3 separate regions of the Homo sapiens genome follow, and regions 1 and 2 are each linked to region 3. Evidence: read pairs that join two places in POLR2A ChIA-PET (ENCODE). Cell type or tissue: CD4-positive, alpha-beta T cell. All regions are shown on one strand. Links, peaks and the distances in the headings refer to the core of each region. The heading gives the core; the rest is flanking DNA. Region 1 overlaps TNRC6B (trinucleotide repeat containing adaptor 6B). Region 2 overlaps MRTFA (myocardin related transcription factor A). Region 3 has its middle 60 kb from the start of TNRC6B.

Evidence for each region. Peaks named below come from ENCODE experiments on the same cell type or tissue, not always from the same donor. Only the 100,000 strongest peaks of a DNase experiment are listed, where the experiment ranks them.
Region 1: POLR2A ChIA-PET joins it to region 3 with 6 read pairs; 3 of 35 experiments call an interaction of 5 or more read pairs at or near these places.
Region 2: POLR2A ChIA-PET joins it to region 3 with 7 read pairs; 1 of 35 experiments calls an interaction of 5 or more read pairs at or near these places.

What each region holds. Positions count from the first base shown.
Region 1 is chr22:40,315,117-40,323,533 of GRCh38, reverse strand. TNRC6B (trinucleotide repeat containing adaptor 6B) reads right to left here. Exons shown (of 23, transcript NM_001162501.2): 20 at 8,027-8,251; 21 at 7,522-7,592; 22 at 2,305-2,444; 23 at 1-680. The coding sequence ends at 293. Among named protein-coding and RNA genes, the nearest start is that of ADSL, 27 kb to the left of the region's middle. In CD4-positive, alpha-beta T cell, for the core only: no CTCF peak of the experiment used is centred there; a DNase peak (open chromatin) is centred at 4,033.
Region 2 is chr22:40,505,200-40,513,616 of GRCh38, reverse strand. The region is part of intron 3 of MRTFA (myocardin related transcription factor A); the gene reads left to right. Among named protein-coding and RNA genes, the nearest start is that of MRTFA-AS1, 12 kb to the left of the region's middle. RefSeq lists an enhancer at 2,488-3,032. In CD4-positive, alpha-beta T cell, for the core only: no CTCF peak of the experiment used is centred there; a DNase peak (open chromatin) is centred at 3,766.
Region 3 is chr22:40,113,574-40,121,990 of GRCh38, reverse strand. It overlaps a transcript of TNRC6B not described here. Among named protein-coding and RNA genes, the nearest start is that of TNRC6B, 60 kb to the left of the region's middle. In CD4-positive, alpha-beta T cell, for the core only: no CTCF peak of the experiment used is centred there; a DNase peak (open chromatin) is centred at 5,020; H3K27ac peaks cover 3,566 bases.

The DNA.
Region 1 (8,417 bases), core at 1,590-6,589, 200 kb before region 3:
GGTATGTGTACTTGCTTCACATTGTCTTTCTAGGTTGGCGTTCATGATTCAAGTATTTCAAGAGTGATATGTTCTCTTTTTGGATTCATATTCCAAACGAAAAAACTGAAGTTATAAGGGAGGCAACTATGTGCTCAGACAGTCTGTCAATGACCCACCTTTTTTTCTCTCCGTTTTCTTTTTTCCTTTTAAAAATGTATTTATTGCAAGTTGAAAAAAAAAACGAAAAGGTCAAGTTAGTGCTGCTGCTGTTCCAAAAAAGGTCACGAGGTCAGAGTTGAAAGTTCTAAGTTCAGATTGAATCCGACCCTCCTCCCAGAAGGTCACCAGGTAGTAAAGGAGCAGGGCTGCCCATCCTATGGGGATCTTCCACCGTTGGGACTCCCCATAAGCTAGAAGAATAGTTTGGGGGCCCCCACAATGAAGCGCCAGCAAGATCGGCCCCGCTGCTGCCACCAGCGCTGCTGCTCCACTGCCCGAGCCCAGTGGACCCACCAAAAAGATTCAGAGCAGGTCCCACGGGATCTGACTGGTTCTGGCCGGTCTCCAGCGACTGCCACCCCGCAGCTGGCGCACTTGGGGTTGCTGCAGGTGTAGGGGGCTGAGCTTGTGCCAGAAAGCGGCTGACTTCATCATCAGTGGCAAACTCAGCAAGGATGGTAGTGTTTCCCAACACACACCTGGAAGAAGGGAGGGAAAGAGAGCTATGGATCTCAGGAAAATCCTAAAGCATACGGAGGGAGCGACTGCAGTCCTTGACATTCAATGTGCAGTCCTTTGACTAGAAGCTGCCATATCCATGAACGCTTTTTAGAATGCAAAGTCCAAGCTCCACCCAAGACCTCTGGGTCCAGAACTTGTATTTCAACCAGACCGCCAGGTAATTAAGAAGTAATGATGTAAACCAACAAGGCATCACCAAAACTCAGGATAACCAAGGACTACTAGAGAATACTATATTCTGATATTTCTTGGTGTATGGAATTTATATATTCTAGACAACTTAGCTATCAAGAAAAACGTGTGTGTCTGTGGGGGGCTAAGAGGGATGACTGAACTGGCAGAGGACTCTGATACTGTAATGGTAGATACCCGTCATTATACATTTGTCCAAAACCATATACTGTACAAGGCCGAGTGAACTCTAATGTAAACTACAGACTTTTGGTGATAAGGAGGGGTTCAGCAATCTTGACAAATGCACCACTCTGGTGGAGGATGTTGATAATAGTGGAGGCTATTCATGTGTGGCAGCAGGAGATATGACAGAAATCTTTGTATCTTCCTCTCGATTTGGCTGTGATCCTAAAACTGCTCTAAAACAAAATAAATAAAGCCTTAGATAAAAAGGAAAGAAAAATATGGTCTCTTTCTTTCCCCATGTGAGTTATGAGGCAAGAGACCATACCCAAAGCATCGAAGCAACCTGGCTTCAGTCCCCGGAAGTGCTGCTCTTTCTCAGGGGCTCCTCGCTGCCTGAGCCCCCTCATCCCTGGCTTGCAGTGTGTCTGGCTTTCTGTCATGGCATCTGCAGCCAAGGGCAGTCAGGTCTTCTCCGTCCACCAGTTTGACAGTGGCAGGGAAGGGGATGGGCAAAGTCTGATCTAGCGCCACCTAATTTAAGCAAAGACCCTGCTACCCCCCAAGACCACAATATTTCATCATCTGCAAAGAGGCTGGAGTAAGCAGCTAGATTCTATTATGAAAAACAATGGCAATTCTATTAGCTGTGTGTTTTTTTTCTTTTTTGAGATGGAATCTTGCTCTGTCACCAGGCTGGAGGGCAGTGGCATGATCTCAGCTCACTGCAACCTCTGCTTCCCAGGTTCAAGCGATTCCCCTGCCTCAACCTTCCCAGTAGCTGGGACTACAGGCATGCGCCCCCACGCCTGGCTGATTTTTTGTGTTTTAGTAGAGACAGGGTTTTACCATGTTGGCCAAGATGGTCTCCATCTCCTGACCTTGTGATCTGCCCGCCTTGGCCTCCCAAAGTGCTGGGATTACAGGCATGGGCCACTGTGCCCGGCCCTAGCTTTATGTTACTTAGAATTTACTCACTACTTCACAAATTATTTACGTTTGGAATTCTGACGACTGGCCTCTGATATATACAGGACAATCCAAGCTTTGGTGGAAAAGACCCGGCACCTCCACACTCTCCACACTCGAGACTTGCAGATGCACGTGTGACGGTGCCATTCTTCGTATATGTTCTGGTGCATCTTTAATTCAGCAGCTGCCAGAATACTCACGGGTGCATCTTCATGCATGTTTGTCTACGTGGGTGTAGGACCGAATACTCACATGTGCAGTGCAGTTTGGGCCTTGGCCGCCTCCTGTTTGGTGCTGTATCGGATCAGGGCAGTGCCCTGGGTTAGATTCAGATGGAATGTCAGCAGTGGGCCATGCTGCATGCAGATCGTTCTCAAGGTTGACCCATCAATCTAAGGAGTAATGACATTCATGAGATAAAGACTGGAGGTGGGGTGGAAAAGGTACATTTTAAGATATTCAAAGCACTGGCTGAGACCTAGTGTGCCCATTTTGCAAATAGTTTCCATAAATGCAGCTCAAAACAAAAGCATATGATTCAGCCTATGGTCTGTTTTAAGAGATAAACAGGTGGGAGTGTTAACTTGTAGAGTCAAAAAAGGACAAAAATGAGATGGTATCCATGTAAGAATGTAAGTTAACATTCTTAGCATCACTGCTCATGTATTCCTCTGTAAAGAGAAAGACACAGACAAGAAAAGCACTACTAAACATCTGATTATTTAAAATGCTGATGGCTGACCTGGTTCATAGCCTATTCTAACACTGTCTTACCCCTACTTTGCCCATCTCAAGGTGAGACTATTTCTGCCTACTTCTCTATGTCCTGTGCTGACATCAGGCATTTTGACCAAAGGCTGTACCCCTCACCCCAGTTAGACTTTCACCACTTAAGATCTTCAGCGATTAGGGACAATTTTCCTAACCTATGAGTTGGATGAACAAACTTATTCACTCTGATTAACTTATTTTGCATCAAGATCTTTTTACTTATTTAGTTTTGAGACAGAGCCTTGCTCTGTTGCCCAGGCTGGAGTGCAGTGGCACAATCTCGACTCACTGCAACCTCCACCTCCCAGGTTCAAGCGATTCTCCTGCCTCAGCATCCTGAGTAGGTGGAATTACAGGCGCACACCACAACTCCCGGCTAATTTTTGTATTTTTAATAGAGACAGGGTTTCACCATGTTGGCCAGGATGGTCTTGATCTCCTGACCTTGTGATCCACTCGCCTCAGCCTCCCAAAGTGCTGGGATTACAGGCATGAGCCACCGCGCCTGTCCCATCAAGATCTTAAATAGGTATTTAAGATCAGTCCACCATTTCAGTTCATTTCTTTGGAAGATAAACAGATTACTATTGAATAGATTAAAAAGCTGTACTACTGGTGGCAGTGGTAGACACCCTGCAGGATGAAAACAGGCAGTTTCTCTGTAGTTCTTTGCAGAAAATGATCACAGAAATGCTCTTAGCATTGTTTTATAAGTAACAATAGATTACACAAGCATGTCAGCATATGCCACAACAGACTTTTTAGGATAGATGCTCTCTAGATAAATTTTAGGTGATGAAAGAAACATTATCCAGATAAAGTAGTCCCCTTTTATCTGAGGGGAACACCTTCCAAGGCCCCCCAGTGGAGGCCTGAAACCACCAATAGTACCGAACTCTAAGTATACTATGTTTTTCCTATACATACATACCTAAGACAAAGTTTAATTTACAAATTAGGCACAGTAAGAGACTAAAATAGAAAAGTTGCCAGGTGCGGTGGCTCACGCCTGTAATCCCAGCACTTTGGAAGACTGAGGTGGGCAGATCACGAGGTCAGGAGATCAAGACCATCCTGGCTAACATGGTGAAACCCATCTCTACTAAAAACACAAAAAAATTAGCCAGGCATTGTGGCTGGCGCCTGTAGTCCCAGCTACTTGGAGGCTGAGACATGAGAACCGCATTAACCCGGGAGGCGGAGCTTGCAGTGAGCGGAGATCGCGCCACTGCACACTCCAGTCTGAGCGACAGAACAAGACTCTGTCTCAAAAAAAAAAAAAAAAAAAGAAAAGAAAAGTTATAACAACATACTGTAAGTTATGTGAATGTGGTCTTTCTCTAAAAACATCTTAATATTTTTTGACTATGGTTTGACCAAGGGTAAGAAATCATGGGTAAGGGGGTGACAATTGTATCAAGATTTGCTTTTTTTTTTTTAAATTCAGAGATGGGGGGGGTCTCACTCTTCTGTCACCCAGGCTGGAGAGCAGGTGACTTGCTCTTATAACCTTTTAAGCTATGATAGAGATTAGTCTGCTTTTAGGAAGCTTTCATTTTAAAATTAGTTCTAACCCAAACACGGCCACCCCCATATTCATTTTATATGGATGTATGTGTATAATTAACATTTTTTTCTTTGAAACAGCGTCTCGCTCTGTTACCCAGGCTGGAGTGCAGTGGTGCGATCTCAGCTCACTGCAGCCTTCACCCCCGGGTTCAAGCGATTCTCCTGCCTCAGCTTCCCGACTGAGGTGGGACTACAGACACCCACCACCATACCCGGCTAATTTTTGTCTTTTTAGTAGAGATGGGGTTTCGCCATGTTGGCCAGGCTGGTCTGGAACTCCTGACCTCAGGTGATCCACCTGCCTCAGCCTCCCAAAAGTGTTGGGATTACAGGCATGAGCCACCACATCTGGCCAGCATTTTTCATAAGATAGAACAAGTGAACAGCCGATTGGCCTGCCCAGGCTTCTTTCAAAACAGTGCATCTCTTACTGCTTCTCTCAATCTCATCATAACATAATCACATTGTGTGACAACTCTTAGAAAATAGGAGGTATACATAGTTTTGAGGATGGTCATACAAGATTCTTCATATTTCAGTCAACTATTTGCTAAAGAAATAACTTGGAACTTAAAAAAAAAATTTTTTTTTCTCTGAGATGAAGTCTCGCTCTGTCTCCCAGGCTGGAGTGCAGTGGCGCAATCTCGGCTCACTCCAAGCTCCGCCTCCCAGATTCATGCCATTCTCCCGCCACAGCCTCCCAAGTAGCTGGGACTACAGGTGCTCACCACCACACCCGGCTAATTTTTTGTATTTTTAGTAAAGATGGGGTTTCACCATGTTAGCCAGGATGGTCTCGATTGCCTGACCTTGTGATCTGCCCGCCTCGGCCTCCCAAAGTGCTGGGATTACAGGTGTGAGCCACCGTGCCCGGCCGTAACTTGGAACTTTGAGCTGAGTTGATTAGATACAGAGATTAAGAGCTGACCCACACTCTCCCTCATGTTAACTGTATTTAGGAAATTGTTTACCTCAATGTGCATCTTGAAATACGAGTCCTGTGATTTACTCCCTACAAATGGGCAAATGTATTTAGGAGATGTATTTCCCCACAGAGAATCATAATATGTGTTAGCGTATTAAAAGGCCTAAGAAGTCTCAAAGTGAAAAAATCTGCTTAGTTTTGTTTAACCAAGTATACATGTCAAACATATTAGGCCAGAGACCTAATCATATCTCATGACAACACTCTGGAAAATGTTGGCTTAATAAAGTGTGCATGAATCCATATATGAATTAAATGCCAGAGAATGCATTTTGTATGTCAAAAACAGGAGGCATAACAGACTCCTTTTAACAAGGTGTTGTAAAGGTTGTGATGGACTCAGTTTTGATGAGCCCATTTAACCTCGTTCAGGTGCTCAACATAATGCTTCTGCAAATACCTCAGTTATCTAGCAACCAAGGTGAAAGGCAGAGTGGCTTGGTGCAAATGAAGCTCCTCCAATAGAAAACCACCTAGCGGATATGGTCTGATGAGAGCAAATTATAGTAATGCCATCTACACGTGAAGAGGATAATAGACGGAGAGTTAAACACACCCATGTAGCTTTTTTTTATTTTTTCAGATGGAGTCTCGCTCTGTCGCCAGGCTGGAGTGCAGTGGTGCAATCTCAGCTCACTGCAACCTCTGCCTCCTAGGTTCAAGTGATTCTCCTGCCTCAGCCTCCCGAGTAGCTGGGACTACAGGCGTGTGCCACTACGCCCAGCTAATTTGTGTATTTTCAGTAAAGACGGGGTTTCACCATGTTGGCCAGGATGGTCTCGACCTCTTGACCTCGTGATCCATCCACCTTGGCCTCCCAAAGTGCTGGGATTACAGGCGTGAGCCACTGCGACTGGCCCCATGTAGCATTTATAAACTATGAAGTCAAATGATCTCTTCCACTGGAGAGATGGATGGTTAATTATTTACAGAGCACAAAAATGGTTAATATGTTTTAAGAGGGAGAAAATACTGAGGTTTTGTAACTAAATGATGCATGAGATCCATATTAAGAAACAAAGAACTTAGTTGAGAAGGGAAGACACTTTCAGGGATAGGAAGTATAGGTTCAGGTCTTCTTGGAGGATTAACACAGAAACAGGTAGCTTTTGGGTGTCCTTAAAATACTCCCTTTTCCACTAGGTTCCAGATACTAACATGCACATTTGTATAGCAAATCGTGTCTACTACACAGAAATCACCAGAAAATACCACCCTACTCTGTTTGTTTTTTTCTCTTTCTCTGCCCCGTAAGATCTGCAGAAACCCACTCTCTAGTGGGTTTTACCTAGTTTTATGAACTAGCTTATAAAACTAACTTTCACTTTTGTAAACTGTATGTGTTATCATCATCTTGAAGGCAGGCATGAAGCCTAGTGGCCAGCATCAACCCTTCTCCAGAAGTAGACTGTGAACCTTGGGTGGGGAGGGGACACCCACTCCTGTAGTCAAGACCTCTTTGCAGTGATCAGGAGATGAACTTTCATATCTGCCAGCCTCCCACATCTATTTCCCTCTCTCTCCTTTTTGAGAAAGGGTCTTGCACTATTGCCCAACCTGGAGTGCAATGCAATGCAATTCTGGGCTCAAGTGATCCTCCCACCTCAGCCTCCTGAGCAGCTGTGTGCCACCATGCCTGGCTAATTTTTAATTTTTTGTAGAAACAGGGTCTCATATTGCTTGGACTGATTTCAGACTCCTGGCTTCAAGCAATCCTCTCGCCTTGGCCTCCCAAGGTGCTGGGATTACAGGTGTGAGAAACCAACCCCCATCTTTACCTCTTTTTTTTTTGTTTTTTTTTTTGAGATGGAGTCTCACTCTGTCGCCCAGGCTGGAGTGCACTAGCGCAATCTTGGCTCACTGCAAGCTCCGCCTCCCGGGTTCACGCCGTTATCCTGCCTCAGCCTCCCGAGTAGCTGGGACTACAGGCGCCCGCCACCATGCTCAGCTAATTTTTTGTATTTTTAGTAGAGACGGGGTTTCACCATGTTAGCCAGGATGGTCTTGATCTCCTGACCTCGTGATGCACCCGCCTCGGCCTCCCAAAGTGCTTGGATTACAGGCATGAGCCACCATGCCCAACCTTTCCCTCTCTCTTAATACAATCAAGTCCTATCTAGAAAACTGCGAGAAAGCATAATTACCTGTGGGGTGAGATTGTGAAGAACCAGCCAGTAACTAGGACGAACTGAGCCACCATCACTCCAGGTAGAGGCTATGAGCAACCAGAAAAATGGTTAGGAAGAGAAATAAAACAAAAACAAGAAAAGCCATGAGGGAGAAAGATTTTCATGTAGCTCACATTTCTTCTCTGCTTTTATAAATTCTCTTTTCCACTGGACTCTGACCTTCTTTTTCTCTTCTACTGGTCCCTGACTCCTATGCACTTTTATGCCTGATTTGCAAGACAGTATTTTCCTCCCAGTGTTCTCACTCTGCCATTTTTACTCATTTTACTCCATCTGTCCCTTTGCCTTATACTGACTGCGACTTTCACTCACTCAAGAGGTACCTTTTCCTCTACCAGAAGAAAAAGCAGACAACCATGACTTCCTCTCTTGGGAAGACCTCTTTGTGTCTTCACCATCTGTGTTAACATAAGCCCCTTGTGGATGAACAATGGTGTTCCTTTAGGCAGATCCTCCTCACCCGAGGCGAGCCGTGAGTCCTGTGTCCCCCACCCCCTGACTGATCGGGGTGCTGTGCTGCTCCAGGGAGATGATGGTTTGGGGTTGGTCAGACCAGGAGGTGGGCGGGGCAGCGGTGTAGTGTTCCTGGAGGAAATATGGTTTTTCCACATCTTGTTGGAGAGATGAGTGGGGTTGTGTCCTATGGGATCTGGGGACCATGTTGATTTGTAATCAGGGAACTTTGCTGTAAGAAGAGAAAATTAAGGAAGGAATAAGGTTAGACGGTTCACTTTTGTTGACAAATACACATGAGTTTTATCTACATACACATAAATACATGCACATTTATATTCTAAAAAGTAATAGTACACATTTTAAGCACAGCAATACAAAATAACACTGTTCTTAGA
Region 2 (8,417 bases), core at 1,505-6,504, 390 kb before region 3:
TTTTTTTTTTTTTTGAGATGGAGTCTTCGCTCTTGTTGCCCAGGCTGCAGTGCAATGGTGTGATCTTGGCTCACTGCAACCTCTGCCTCCTGGGTTTAAGTGATTCTCCTGCCTTAGCCTCCCAAATAGCTGGGATTACAGGCACACACCACCATGCCCAGCTAATTTTTGTATTTTTAGTAGAGATGGGGTTTCACCATGTTGGCCAGGCTGGTCTCGAACTCCTGATCTCAGGTCATCCACCCGCCTTGGCCTCCTAAAGTGGTGGGATTACAGGCGTGAGCCACCGTGCCAGGCCTGCAAGAAGTTTAACAGCTCAAACTCAAACCAAGAGTGTTAGTGTTTTAATATTTCTGCTTCTTGTCCGTTAATTCTTACCTCCTGCATCTCAGAATACTTCTAAGGTTTCTAAGATTGACACTTTTTGTGAGAGATTTGGTACTCCTGAACACTTTTGGCTTAGACTACTCAGTTTCAAAAATTGTTTTCATAAGCTCATCAGATGGCTTTAAACTTGGTGTGGTGGTAGTGGGATGAAAGTGCCACAAACAGACTCACTCCTTGTAAAACTTTCCTTTCTTCTAATTATTTTGTTACTTTAAGCTTTCTAAATTGTCTGTGTTACCTAGAAATTTCTTTTCATAGCAAAATAGTTACATAAAATAAAATTTAGAGAATTTATAGTTTAACAAATGTTCATAACTAATCATGATAAAGATGGATCAGTTAAAGTTTACAAATTACTTTTAAGATGCACATTGCGAAGTGGTGGTGTTATGGGTATGAATTTCTTAGCTTTTCAGGATGTCATCCTTTTAGCCCTGTAGCTAAAACTCAAGAGGCTACATGTTCAACCATAAAACATTAGCCTCTGCCAACATTACATCAGCTCCACAAAACCTCACTGGCTAATTATCCCTTGGGACTAGGACATGGATTTGGCAGCTTGTGAAAGCTGCTTTTTCCAATTTCTCCCTTACTGGCTGTGACATATCCCAAAGGAATGAAGTTGAGAAATAATCATCTTTCGAAAGCTCTCAACCTCTCATTCCCACAGTGGTTCTCATGGTTAGGGATAGATGATCCTTTCTTCCACTTGAGGAATCCCTTTAGCTTATGATGTATTCTTTCAGTAGTAACCAAGGTACCCTGAGTGGAAGGATGATGGCAAGGATCCTCATTAGGTATGTTTCTAGGTGATTGTCTATAAGGAATTTAATGCTTCTGTTAGGATCTTCTTTATATTACCAAAATTGAAGAAGCTGGAAGACCAGCATTGGGACCCATGTGTGGTTATCATCTGTGTCCATTGACATTTGCTGTAAGAATTAGTATTGCTCATTTAACATCTCCTTTTGATGAGCACCTGTAAAACAACTTTTTTGAGGACACTCTTGGATAGCAAAAAGAACTGTATGATCTTAATCTCTTTTAGCCTCAGTTTATTTATCCTAAAATAAAGATATGGTACTTGGCCTTATTTTCCTCACAAGGGACCGTAAGGATGGAAGGAGATGACACATATGAACTAATTTCATAGTGACCTACTAGTCACCCTATATAGTGGGCCCATTCTAGGCCTCATCTCACCTGTTCTATGTTCCCTCCTCGTTCTGTACTACTCAGGATTTTTCACATAATCTTGGTTCACCTAAGCATAAAATAAATATATTGGAAAAGTATTGGATAGTGCACAGCCTTAAAAGGAAGGCTGGATAACACAGTTCAGAAAATGAGCAGAAACTGAGTGAGGCAAGACATAGTAAAGACCATGTAATGGGATCAGTTGGCTGAGGACTCTCTCTAGCACTGCTTGCTGGACCTTCTCTGCCACTGCTGCTGGCCTGGTCTCCCATGAACATCTGTTACTACTGGCACTGCCACCAGTAGGCACTTGCCACAGTGCCATGAATAATTTCTGATTATATTTTCCACCTTTGTGTTATTCTTTCAATATTCAAAGATCTACATAGGAGGATCTGATTGACTTGGGTTATATATTTGTGAACTAGATGCCAGGGAACAGAGAGAGGGAATTTCTGTTACTGTCAGTTCCTGTAGTGGGAAAAGGTGACTGCCTTTCCCCGTCTTAGAATTTCCTCCAAATAGGAAAGGTATTCACATGTGATACGTGTATATGTATCTATATCCCTGACCTGTTTACTGAGTTCTAGATTCAGTTAATCCACTAATTCTTCCCACCTGGACATCTAAATGACTAGTGTGCACTTAAAACTGATATCGCCATTCTCAGTGACTACTCCCAACCTGCATTCCCTAATTTATAGTGCCAGTTGCCCTAGCCAGAAAATTAGGAGTCAGTCTCAATTCCTCCTTTCTTGTTGTACTTGTCATATCTATTTGACTTGTGAGTTCTCTAGATTTTACCTCTACCTTGACTTCTTATATTTTGTCTCTCTGCCCTATATCATATTGTCAGCATTTTTCTCTGTGGTTTCAGGGGACTTGTTATTGGGCTCCCTGGCTATAGTTCAACTCTCCTCCAATCTGTCCATTCAGCTGCCAAGATACTTTCGCTAACTACCAATTCTAATCATTTTCTTTCTCCTGCTCAGAATTCTTCCATTTCTTGTGGGGTAAAACTTAAGCTATTTTATTTGTCTGGTCTCTGACTATGTGGTTATCTCATATCACTTCCAAACTCACAGTCCCCAGCAGTACTGACCAGCTTTTGGTTCCCAGAACACTTCGTGCTTTTTTTAAAAAAAGCACATATATTCCTTTGCATATAACCGTTAGTCTTTCTGCTTGCCAGCCTTCTGGCCTCACTTCAAGGGCTGTCTCTTCTGAGATGTGTGCTGTCTTTGATTCCCCCAGAAACTTCGGTGCCCCTTCTGCTGTGCTCTCCTTATGTTTACTGCATACCACCAAAGACTGATTGTTTGCTGCATTTTCATTCCTAGCAGGTCTCATTGTTAGAAGTATGGCCCCTTTAAAGCAGGGGTGGTATCCAATTTCTGTATTGCCAGTTCCTAACACATAGCAGGTACATAATAATTTTTATTTAATGATTCAGTGAAAGCACTTTGAGAAGTAAAGCACTGTACACATGATATTTTCATCACTGGCATTTTCTTGTAAGCATTTAGGACCTTTTGAACTCTAAAATTCTGTTTTGTATTAATCTGTTTCTGGAGAACATTTCGGGTTTTATTTCAATCAATTATTTATCTGCAGGTGGCCAGAGGTTCAAGAACCCTACCAGCCCCTCACATGAGCTTGCCTTCTTTGTGATCAGCCTTATATATTCCTTCACCGAGAAGTTGCTTAAATGTACTTTCCTTTAGTTTTCCCGGCCTCTCACCTAATGTACATTTTAATCCTGAATCATGATTTGCTTAATGTGTGACACCATTCCTTACCCCCAGCCACTAATTCAATCACTTTACTTTAGTTGTCCTAGTTATTGTAAATTATACAGTGGCTGGGACCTTACACTGTATTGGTACTCCAGAGACTATCTAGAGAATCTGGAGACATATCTGTCAATTTGACTGGATTGCTGGTTCTGCAATTCTTTTTCTCTCATCCCACAGCTCTCATTTGGGTTCTGTACTCCCACTGGGGGCCTTGGCAGAGCAAACAGTATTAACTTCACTTTTTTTTTTTTTTTAAAGTACTTGGCTGCTGTTTCTTGATTTACTGCAGTGGGAAGAATACGTTTTGATTTTTTTTTTTTTTCTTGTTCCTCCCTCTGAGGGAGCCTGCGTCATTGAGAAATGTTTAACCTCATGGCCTTGCACTGGGGCTGGAAATTTGCCTAAGGGAACTTGAAGTTGGCAGTATTTTTTCTCAAATTCCTCCTTATGAGGAGGGGGATTTCAGCAAGACCTGCCCAAACAGGAAGATGTTGGGAAATTTTTAGTAGCAAAGCTGTTGCCATTAGATTACTGAAAGTATTTGAAGAGTTTTCTGGAGATAAACTTAGGTATTTTGAATTTCCACTAGGAGAAAGCAGTAGCTTCTATCAGGTATAAACAAAAATTCAGGCCGAGAAACTTAGCTTTTCAGTTGTGTGGTATGTTGTTATCAGAAAACTTTGACCAGCTGGATGAGAAAGAGAAGCTCACCAGAAAGTTTAGAAACTCTCACTTAGGGAAAATAGCCTTAGGCTGAGGCAAACCTCTTTCGGCTATGGGGAGAATTTGGCTTTTTATCAATCCTGGATTATCCTAAGAGTAGGTCATAACAGGGATATTTTTGACAAATCTTTCTTTCAAATACTTAATGATATTGGCATTATATTCTGTGTACAAAATACTTAGTTGACACAAACAAGATATTTGCCCAGTAAGAGTTAGAATGGATGATCTTTTGTGCCCAAAAGTGATTTCCCTAATAGGGGAAGGTGTGAACCAGGAAATATTTAGAATGTGACCACCTCTGCTTATTTTAATCTTTGTATCACAGATGAGGAAAAGTTGTATAGTTGTTTGCCAGTATGAAATGATAAGCTGAGCAGGCACTGGACCCTGGCAAAGGAAGAATTGTATAGTTAAACAATTTGTGGCAGCTTTGTGACTTCCTCGAAAATTGGAAATAATTACTCAGTACTAAATACAAATACAAGCATTCCTGCCCACTCTAAAAGATACTGTCTACCATCTTTTCTTTCTGTGCAATGTATTTTCTGCTGTTAGCATGGATGTTTGAGGGTTGAGCTGTTGATACCAGCACCTTGTTAAAAGCTACCGTGAACACAAAGCATATGATAATCTTAGAAACCAAGTTCTTTTTTTTTTTTTTTTGGTAGAGGCAGAGTCTCGCTATGTTGCCCAGGCTGGTCCTGAGCTCAAGTGATTCTCCTGTTTTGGCCTCCAAAATTGTTGGGATTACAGGTGTGAGCCACCATGCCCAGCCAGAAGCCAGACTCTTACTTTGCAAAAAAAAAAGTACCCTCAAACCACAGTTACAATGGAAAGAACATATTACTAACATTCTTCCACCTTAAAGAAACTTCCAATTGAGAGACAACCTCAACTGTGAGGCCAAAGATTTCAGTATGAACAGAATACATTATATCCATAGAAAGTGGTAATGAGTCTAAATGAATCCTTTTTTTTTTTTTTTTTTTTTTTTTTTGAGAGACGGAGTCTGTCTCTGTTGCCCAGGCCGGAGTGCACTGGCATGATCTCAGCTCACTGCAACCTCTGCTTCCCGAGTTCAAACAATTCTCCTGCCTCAGCCTCCTGAGTAGCTGAAATTACAGGCATGCACCACCACGCCCAGCTAGTTTTTTTGTACTTTTAATAGACGTGGGGTTTCACCATGTCGGTCAGGCTGGTCTTGAACTCCTGACCTCAAATGATCTGCCCGCCTCGGCCTCCCAAAGTGCTGGAATTACAGGCATGAGCCACTGTGCCCAGCACGTAAATAAATCTTATTGGGAATAGACAAACACATTTTTTCACATCCTATCAGCATCTGTGATTTATTTGAATTTTTGTTGTTTACTTAATCAAATTGGGGACGAATCTAATTGTCTTCAATTGCTGCTAGGAGAAACTTATGTTTCCCTAGAAGCCACTGTGCTAATCTTAGTAACAGCACCTGTGCCCAGGTACTGTTCTACGTACTTTATATATAAATCAACTCCTTTTTTTTTTTTTTTTTTTTTTTTTTTGAGGTGGAGTCTTGCTCTCTCTTGCTCTGTTTCCCAGGCTGGAGTGCAGTGGCTTGATCTCGGCTCACTGCAACCTCTGCCTCCCGGGTTCAAGCAATTCTCATTCCTCAGCCTTCCTGGTAGCTGGGACTACAGGTGTGTGTCACCATGCCTGGATAATTTTTGTATTTTTAGTAGAGACGGGGTTTCGCCATGTTGGTCAGGCTGGTCTCTAATTCCTGACCTCGTGATCCACCCACCTTGGCCTAAGGTGCTGGGATTACAAGCGTGAGCAACTGCATCTGGCCTAAATCAACTTCTTTAGTCCTTGAAATAACCCAGTGGTTCTTAATCTAGGACAATTTTTTTTTTTCTTTCAGAGAGGGCCTTGCTCTGTCACACAGGTGGGAGTGCAGTGGCACCGTCATAGCTCACTGCAGCCTTGACAGGCTCAAGTGATCCCCCCACCTCAGCCTCTCTAATAGCTAGGACTGCAGGCACCCTTCTAATTTTTTGTATTCTTTTTAGAGACAGGATTTTGCCATGTTACCCAGGCTGGTCTCGAACTCCTGGGCTTAAGTGAGCCCTGGCGCCCAGCTGGGAAGTTTGTTTGTTTCTTTTTTTTTTCTTTTTGACATAGGGTCTCACTCTGTCACCCAGGCTGGAGTGCAGTGGTGCAATCACTGCTCACTGCAGCCTCGAACTCTCAGGCTCAAGTAATTATCCTGCCTCAGCCTCTGAAGTAGCTGGGACTGCAGATGCATGCCACCACGCCTGGCTAATTTTTTGTATTTTTTGTAGAGATGGGGTTTTGCCTTGTTGCCCAGGTTGGTCTCAAATTCCTGCACTGAAGTGATCCACTTGCCTGGTCTCCCAAATTGCTGGTTTTACACGTTTGAACCACCATGCCTGGCCAAAGGAGAAGTTTCTAAGATTGTAGTATGCTTCTCTTGGGGCATAGCAGCTTTTAACAAGGTGCCATTGGAGACCGTAATGTATCCTAGTCAGAATTCACCAACCATAATAAGCAGAATCAGCATTTCTTATATGTGGTCATTGAAGAATTAAAATAATGGTGTATTCAGCAATATTTCATTGACATATTTTATAGAGCACTTTTTGTGTGTCACATGTGCTTGCTGGTAGCTAGTACACTCGGTTAGCTGTTTGCTAATAGTATTATGCTACTATATTTTTAAACTCTCCTTAAACAGTGAAAATGGTGATAAATGGGGGTCATTAGTTTTAGAGACATGGTATATAGAAAAACAGTAGTTGATAAATGCAGCAGTCAGAATGAGCTAGTTGAATAAAGTCATGATTCATCACCCCCCCATTTAGAGAATTATTATTTGCCTAAGATTCTTAACAAGTAGGTTGGAATAAGTCCCTGAACATCCAACCTCGTTGGGCACTGAAGAAGCCACATCTCCTTCAAATGCCAGTGAGACGTAGATTGTAAGATATTGGGGATAAATACCACAGTTTCTTAATAGTAAAGAGCTGGGTGTTCAGTTCCCATTAATATGTAAATATTGCATAAAACTGAGTTATGCTGGGAAGTATAAGTGTGCATCTGTGCACAATCTTATTTTCTAGACTACTTGGCAAATTACCTTACTGCAGAGATCATTTTTGTGGGGAAGTTCACTACAGTGGGAAGCAGATCACATTCAAGAAGGGATTATATTTTATATACTATATTTTATCAAAGAATTGGTGTCATAATGCACTTTATTTATTTTTTTTTGAGATAAGAGTCTCGCTCTGTCGCCCAGGCTGGAGTGGCTGGAGTGCAGTGGCACAATCTCGGCTCACTGCAAGCTCCGCCTCCCGGGTTCACACCATTCTCCTGCCTCAGCCTCCCAAGTAGCTGGGACTATAGGCGCCCGCTACCATGCCCGGCTGATTTTTTTGTATTTTTAGTAGAGACAGGGTTTCACCGTGTTAGCCAGGATGGTCTCGATCTTCTGACCTGTTGATCCACCTGCCTTGGCCTCCCAAAGTGCCTGGATTACAGGTGTGAGCCACCGCGCCTGGCCAATGCACTTTAATAATATAATCTATGTTATATCTACTTTTTCTTTATAATTGTCTTAGTTCATTTTGTGCTGCTGCAACAGAATACCTGACACTGGGTAATTTATTAAGAACAGAAATTTATCTCTCATAGTTCTAGAGGCTGAGAAGTCCTAAGATCAAGGAACCAGCAGGTTTGGTTGTCTTGTGAGGGCTGCATCCTCTGCAGGGGAAGAAGAACGCTGTGTCCTCATATGGCATAAGGCAGAAGGGCAAGCCACCCGAAAGCTGTGTGAAGCCTCTTTAATAAGGGCTTTAATCCCATTCATGAGGGAGGTTCCCTCATAGCCTAATCATCTTTTAAAGGCCTCACCTCCTAATACTATCACGTTGACAACTCCTGAATTTTGGAGGGGACATATTCAAACCATGGCATTACTTATTGAACAGTAAGATTAGCTACCATGTATTGACTACTTCTCTTGTATCGGGCACTTTAAGTAGTTATGTCATTTAACTCCAATAGCAATTCTTTAAGATAAGTAAAATTTTACTTTGCAAGAAACTGGAACCTAGCTGATAAATGCTGAAGTTAGAGTTTAAACCCTTGACCTCAAAACACCTGACTATTAAGCCATGTAGTCTCTTGATTAGATACAGTATGAGAGAGGATGGATAAGACTCATAGATAATTTTTTAACTTCATTTTGACATAAATGTCGATCCCTACAGTCTAGATGTTATCGTTAGCAGGGGCTAATTTTGAGTTTGAGGT
Region 3 (8,417 bases), core at 2,253-7,252:
CTTTAATGAGGGGGCACAGTATTTTCTTGTAGAAGCTTATATTAGGCTTTTTACTGTTGTTTTTATAGTTATACACTAGCTTGTAACTATTGAGGCTGAATTAGAGGTTTATAAACCATAGGCACACAGTATTTTGACCTTAGCAGCGACTGTAGTTATGGCAACTTTGTCTTCACGTAAGTGGCTGTTTCTATAGAGACAAGGCTGCGTACACTAGGCACATAAGCCTTAGCAAAGGGTTGGGGGCTTTGCAGGCCTCATCAAGAAACAAGCCACAGACGGTTGTGGCGGTGGTGGTGATGCTGGTATTGAAAGCTCATTTACATATCAGCTGTGCAGGCAGTCTCAGCATACACTGGCTGCTCTGGCCTAGCAAGCAAATGCCAGCTGTGCTGGCCTCAGCAAAGGGAATAGGGCATTAGTGGGCTTGGGTGGCTTCAGTGTACAGAAGGCTGCTGCTTGACCTTGAATTATGCCGGCACAGCTTTTCCTAAGCAGGCATGGCTGAGGAAAGATTAGACTTCAGGGAAAACAGACTTTCTTCCTACAGGCCTTTTAGACATCAGAAAGTGGAACAATTACTCGCTGCATATAAGCTGCAAAGCAGCTGAATTTCAAATAGCACACATGCATTACAAAACCAGTGAAGTTTTTCCTTTAAATTGCTTGTGCTAGGTTTATATAGGTGATTCAAAAGGAAAATGAAAATTAAGAGGTTTCTGGCTATACAAGGAAGGAAGGAAGGACGGAAGGGAGGGAGGGAGGGAGGAGGGAAAGGAGGAAGGAAGACTGGCATAACCCTGGCTGACCTAGACTTACTGGTTAAGAACAATGTACTAAGAAACAAAAGCTAGGGAATGCTAGGGGAGGAAAACTTTTTTCCCTGCTCCTGATGCTTCCTTCCACATGGGACAATATCCAATTTTTCATATTCCTGGCCTTGTATCCCTGACTCAGGCTGTCAGGGGTGAAGTCACTTCTCTGATGAGTGTGTTTGGAAGAAGAAACCAGGCTTGCATAGTCCAGCCCTTTTCTCTCCCTTTTCCCTTGGGGACACCTGTTCTGCTCTGCTCCTTTCGTTGGCTAGGAGGCAGGCGAGAAGGCAGGTCTATCCCAGACTAGTGGTGGTGGGCGAATAAACCTGTTAAGTCCTGCAGTTCAGTATTAAAAATCTGCTTGCCCTTAGATTTAAGCCAGTTCTCCTATGGCAACTTTATGAATGATAAACGTGAAATTTTGATCTCCACCTGTCTGCCTTACTCCTTTGTGCTAAGTCTCTGTTGGTTCAGAACTTGAGCAGGGAAGAGAATATTACTTATTGGATACCCTTTGATCTCAACTTATATCTGACATGTATCCTCCTCAGAATTAAGTTCAGTTTTCCATATCAGCCTTGTCTTCCAAATTATTCCATTACCACAGCATTAATCACACACTTTTACTTCCTAAGCTTTTCACTAACCTCATTTCTAATTACTCTCAAAGCACCCTGTATTCTGCATTCACGCAGGCAAATCTTTCCATTCTCAGCACACAACATGCTAATCTCTCTCTATGTATATCCTAGTCCACACCCTACTGGAAAACCCTTCCCCTCATCACCAATCCACATCTCTACCCTTCTAATATCTATTCAGTATTTTTTTTTTTTTTTTGAGACAGGGTCTCACTCTGTCACCCAGGCTGAAGTGCAGTGGCATGATCACGGCTCAATGTAGCCTCAGCCTCACTGGGCTTCCCAAGTAGCTGGAACTACAGGTACACATCACCATGCCCAGCTAATTTTTGTATTTATGGTAGAGTTGGGATTTCACTATGTTGCCCAGGCTAGTCCTGAACTTGTGAGCTCAAGCAATCCACCTGCCTAGGCCTCCCAAAATGCTGGGATTTAGGTGTGAGCCACAGTTCCTGGCCTCCAGTCAATTTTTATTTCTAAAAATCTTTCCTGATTAAAACCATGTAATGTGCCCACTTACTAAATGTCATATTGATACCCATTTTTATCTTTGTCCTTTATTTCACTTGCTCTCATTTTTTGTTGTTTTGGAGCTGTCCTTAGTTTTCAATGTTTCTTGAACAAACCTTGATAACATTCTTGTTTGAAGGCATGGCTTATGGTTGTGTCTAGGGCAACTTTACTTTCCTTTTGACAAAACAGAAGGTAAGTAAGGTAGGCAATGCAGAAGTGTGCGGTTAACTAAGGGTTCCATGTAAGAAGTGACAAAGTCTAATGTATCAGTGCTAACAGAGTCACAAAAAAGTCAGGGCAAAGCCCACTTACATGAAAACTAGAGGGGTGAACAAGTCATGCCAAAGTGACAAGTCATGTCCCCTCATGAGATGATGAGACAACACACAAGTGTTTACGTATGCATGTATGTATGTATGTTATCTATGTATGTATTTAGAGACAGAGTCCTGCTCTGTTGCCCAGGTTGGAGTGCAGTGGTGCAATATCAGCTCACTGCAACCTCTGCCTCCCAGGTTCAAGCGATTCTCCTGCCTCAGCCTCCCAAGTAGCTGGGACTACAGGCACGTGCCACCACGCCTGGCTAATTTTTGTATTTTTAGTAGAGACAGGGTTTCACCATGTTGGCCAGGCTGGTCTGGAACTCCTGACCTCAAGTGATCCGCCCGCCTAGGCCTCCCAAAGTGCTGGGACTATAGGCGTGAGCCACCGTGTCCGACCGACACAAGTGTTTAATTTCTGTTTTTGCACATCACTTCAACTTGGAGCAGTCACCAGTCTGTGACCTGTGGTAGGTGGTGGATAGTCTTGACCTGGCACAGTGCTTGCTACACACATGACAGGACTCAGCAAATGTTAAGAACTAAATACAAGTAATGTCCTACAGTACCTGTGCAAGTTCTTCCAGGAAAATTGCCAAATATGTTAATATTTTCAAGAGCCCTCCAGGATCCAGCCCTTGCCTGTCTCTCCAGCCTCGTCTGCCTGGTCTCTGTTCCATTTGTTCCAGCCGTAATGAACATCTTACAGCTTTGCCAATATGGCAGACTGTTTCAGGTTTCCATGTTTTTGTTGCTATCACTCCCTCTGCCTTTCCCTCCTCTGGTGCCACAAGGGGAGACCCTACTTTCCAATCAAGGCTCAGCTTTTATGAACTATTTCCTGATCCATCTCTAGGCAGAAATAATGATTCCTTCCTCAGTGCCTCCAGTGGATCTTGTTTGAATTCTATTATGGGATCTGTAACACTTTATTGGATTTATTTACTCACATAGATTCCTCTATGTGATAAGGATTAGACTGTCAACCCCTTGATACCAGACGCTATATCTTGTTAATCTCTGTATTCAGTCTACTCAAAACTGTGTACCTGGCATTTAATATGTATTCAATAAATTTCTATGTAAGAATGACTGAATTAATCAATGACAGTGCTTTTTCTTTAAAATGCAATAGATATCAATTCAATAAACATTTACTGTGCCTCTATCACATGCCAGATGGTGCTGGGATACTGTGTTATGCTGGAATGAGCTGTGGCTTTGAAAATGTAGAACCGTTCTTCTTTGTCAGTTATTAGCTGTGTGGTCTTGGGCAAGTTATTTAACTTTCTAATCCTGATATTTTCATCCATAAAGCTGTGCAGGAAAAGGTGTTATAAAGACTAAATTAAACAATGTGTGTAGAACTCTTAGCAAGGTGTCTAAGAGCATTTTATCTTATTTCTCTATACTACTGAGGCTGAACTGGAGGTTCAAAAACCATAGGCCACACAGTATTTTGACCTTAGCAGTGGCTATGGTTATGGCTACTGTCTTCAGGTAAGTGGCTGTCTCTATAGAGACAAGGTGCATACACTAGGCACATAAGCCTAGCAAAGGGTTGGGGAGAAATTCATCATCAATTTATCATCCTACCCTGGACCCCTCATATTAGCTCATATTAGCAATCCTACCCTGGACCCCTCATATTAGCAAGTCCTATCATTTTTGCTTTCAAAATTTGTTTCTCAGATCCACCCACAATTCTTCATTTTCACTGCTGTCATCCTTTCTTGCTTGTGGGGGCCTCTTTTAGGCATTGAAAATAGGTTAGCTCCTTTCCAAGCAGTCTCAAAGGGTTTATATATTAGTAAAGGAGACAGATACAAATAAACAACTTTAATATAAAATATTGAATAATTTATTACTGTAATAACAACAGGTGCTCTTAGAATACAGATGAAAAAGAAATTCTGCCAAGGGAGTTTGGGAGAAGAAGATAACAGGAAAAATACAACAAGAAGAGTAGATAGTCACATTCTTCTCCCTGCTTCCAAGCTCTAAAAAGAGAAAAGCATCAACCAAGGCACAAAGCCACGAAAAAATACTATATATATATCTAGGGAAAAGAAAATGGTCCATTAAGGCTTACAGATAAGGATTCACTAAAAAAGCAACCAGAAATGTTGACTGGAATTAGGTTTGAAGGGATCTGTGGGACAACATCTGCAGCAACTGGATGCCATGAGGGCTGTTTAAGCAAAGGCATGACCTGAGTAAATCTATCATTCAGAAAGTGAACCCTGGCAGTAATGTGGACTACAGACCGCAGCAGGGAAAGGTGAGAGACAGAGACGCTAGGGGAACACTCACATAAAATTCACATAATCCTAATAACTAAGTTGTAGCTTTCTAGCATGAGGCACCAAATGTCAGTATCCATCTAAATACCAGTGCTTTTAAAAGGCACCTACCATATAGTAGGAAAGCAAGGGGCTGGTATGATGGTCACCTTAAAAATATCTTTCTGTAAGAACTTGGTAAAAGGGCAACAATGTTTTTGAAAAAGTACTTTTCTTCTTTTTAAGAAGACTATTGCCAATACATGGTAGATATATATTTTAAAAACTTACCTTTGACAGTACCTGGGGCAACACAAGCCCGTGAAGATGAGTCTAGGTTACATTCAGTGCAAAAAACCACAACCCTGAAAAGAGAAAAAAATCACTATGAACTGTATGCTCATAGCAAGATGCCACATGAAACAGTGGCACAGGCAGACTTGTGGAAATCCAGCTCCTCCTTTCACCAGCTATTGTTTCTAGGCCCGCAGCCCAACCCCTCAGAGCTCAGCTTCCTCAACCAACACTGGGAACAATAACAACACCTTCTTCATAGGGTTCTTTTGAAGTTTAAATGAAGTATGTGTAAAACTCTTAGTACAGGGCAGGATACCAAACACATGCTCAATAAAGGCAAGTGGTTATTAATATTAAGGCTTTGTACAATCAAGGGCATCACCCCCTACCCAGGTGTTTAGGTCAGACCCTGACATCCGTCATGAATTTCTCACCCAACCCCTCATATCAGCCCATCAGCAAGTCCTATCATTTCCTCTTTCAAAATCTGTTTCTCAGATCTACCCATAATTCTTCATTTTCACTGCTGTCCTTCTTGCTTGTTGGGGCCATTTCGCTGGTTCTCTGTTCCTACTCTTGCTCCTCCCCAATCCATTCCCCCATAATGGCTGGAACAGTCTCTTCAAAATCAATTCATAGCAAGTTGCTAGTAAATGCAGTAAATATTTTATTTATTCCATGATGGAATCTCTCTCTGAAATATATATTCATGTATTTGAATACAGAGATATAGGAATATATATTAAATGGCCAGCAACTTCATTTTACAATGAACAAACAAACGCAGAAGGAATGCTCCTCAAGGTTGGAGCTACCTATGTGTGTGTAGGTGCTCAAAGCAATGGCGAGCCCAGCAGAGGCTCATCTGGGACCAGCATCTACACCGCTGTCAGAAAGCTGGCACTATTTGGAAGTTGGCCCCTTAGTTTCACAGTCAACCCAATACTTCTGTCCAAGACAGCGTGCTCCATTCCCCACAGCTAGAGATTGTAAGTCAGGGCTTCAGCCCCACGTTAGAGCACAGTGCTGAGATGGTGCTGCAGGGAATCTGAAAGCACCTCACTGCCCTGCTATCTGTCGTCCCCTCTATTTGACTTACTTTATTTAATAGTGTTTGAATCAATACATCTCAGATGGAACTGTGATGAGAATTAGAAATATTTTGACTTGTCTCCCTATCTCCCTACTGTACACTGTATCACAGCAGTCTTTCTTGCTGAAGAGCAAATTTGACCTCTGGGTATCTCGCCACCTAAATTCAGTCAATAACTACCTTTAGGGTAAAATCCAAGGCCTCTCCAGACCCATTATCACTTCATGACTGCACAGTTTCCTTACTCACAACACACACATTAATGTCTGAGAGCCCTCTGCCTATTCCCTTCCCCTTTTCCTTTAGGTGTTATCTCCTAGAAATTTTCTGTATCCTCCCTGGTTGGACAAAGTGTTCCTCCTCCGAGATACACATTATATTGGTAATATCCACGGGTCCATTTTCTTCACTCAGCAGGAGCTCCTTGATAGCAAGGACCATGTCTGACACACCTTTGAATTTGGTATTGGGTAGAGTCCAATAAACATAAGCTGAACTGAATCCCAATGGGATCCCAGCAATTCAGTACTTGAATGTGGATGGGTCCCCTAATTAAATGCATTGGTAAAAATTGAAGTTAGCTGCAACCTCCAAGATGGGTCTGGCCCTTACAGAGAACTCGAGGCTACGTGGTTATGTCTGACCCTCAGCACTTCAGAGGACGACTGGATTCATTAATTTTTTGTCAACCGCAGAGACTATCAAGAGAATAACACTAATTTTTAGTTCCCTATTCTGATTAAAGTTTCCCGCTTAGGTTAAAACACAGCCTCTTCTCTGGATCTATCATTAGTCCAAATAGTGTGCCAACCCTGTAAAGTTGTTCATTACATGTCTCCTTAACAGACAAGGCTAGAAAGAGACCATGTCACTCAGTCCCTAGCCTGCTTGGCAGTGAGTCTCAGACACTGCCTGTATTCAGAAGGGAGGGGAAAAAAAGAATTAAGGTAGAGGACAGGTAGGCTAGGGAAACTGAGCAGTTTTCCAAGTACTCTTGAATCCAGGTTTTACAGAACAGCTGCATTACTTTCTCTGCCAGGCTGTGAACCTCTGTATCAGGTACACACGTATTCAAAATAAACATAAAAATTAATTATAAAATCAACATTTGAAATTATCTAGTTGAAGTTACCTACAGCACTATTTTCCTTCCAAGGTATAAATAGCGGCAAATTCCTCCACAACTGCTTTGAAATGCTCAGAACTACACGGTAATCCTACCATCTGATCAGGTACAGCTGCAGCAGTAAAACTGTGAACCACTCCAGTTTTCTCTCTTCTCTTTCAGAGCAGCCAAACTAGTCTTGGAATTCATAGAAGGGGTGGGAATGTTCAGTGGATCTTGGGTTAAATCAATCCCCAGGTCCTGCTAAACTGCAAGCCGGCTGCAAGAATTCCTCTAGGCCGGGCGTGGTGGCTCACTCCTATAATCCTAGCACTTCACTTTGAGAGGCCGAGGCAGGAGGATCAGTTAAGCTCAGGAGTTCGAGATCAGCCTGAGCAACACAGGAAGACCCTATCTCTACAAAAAAATGTAAAAAATTAACGGGGCATGGTGGCATGTGCCTGTAGTCTCAGCTACTAAAGAGGCTAAGGCAGGAGAATTGCTTGAGTCTGGGAGGTCAAGGCTGCAGTGAACCATGATTACACCACTGCACTCCAGCTTGGATGACACAGTAAGACCCAGTCTCAAAAAAATGAAAATAAAAATAAAGAATTCTTCCAAAGCCAAGTACCTAACTAAACTCACAGGATTTAATTAGAACTAAATCTTTCCTAGAGAATATGGCAAGTTGAAAGAAATACATATTCAACAAACTATATTTATTTTGCTGGTATCTTACTAGTATCACCTCTGAGTATGGCAGGGTTTTAATTTTCAAACTTGACTATTCAGCACAATTATTTTACATTTAAATTCTCATTTTAAAAATTCAAGCAGTATAGAGAGGCTCTTAACCAATGTCCCCTCTCCTTCCATTCCAGTCTTCCCAGGACTCACCACTCCTATCAGTTTGATATCCAGCATAATTCTTGGGATACAGATTATTAAGAATACACTATAAACTTTTAATTGAGTCGCAAATAACTCTGAAAACCCTGTCTGCCTACATTGTTGGCAACTGGCCTAACTTCAAGCAAGATGTCCAGAAGAGATGTCTTAAGTGAGGCAGCAGATGTGAGGGAGGAGCACAACACCAGCAAGGAGGCCTGGAAGGTCTTCCCAGGAAGCAAGGGGGGATGCCAGGAGACTTGGTGGCAGACAGGAGGGTACCACCCATCCAGCTCTGTGAGCAGGGCACCCAGCCCAAGCGGACAAGAAGATATCTAGTTAATTAAGTAACACAAATAATAATATCAAAAGTTTAAGGAGGCCACGTGTGGTGGCTTACACCTGTAATCCTGGCACTTTGGGAGGCAGAGGTGGGCAGATTGATTGAGCTCACGAGTTCAAG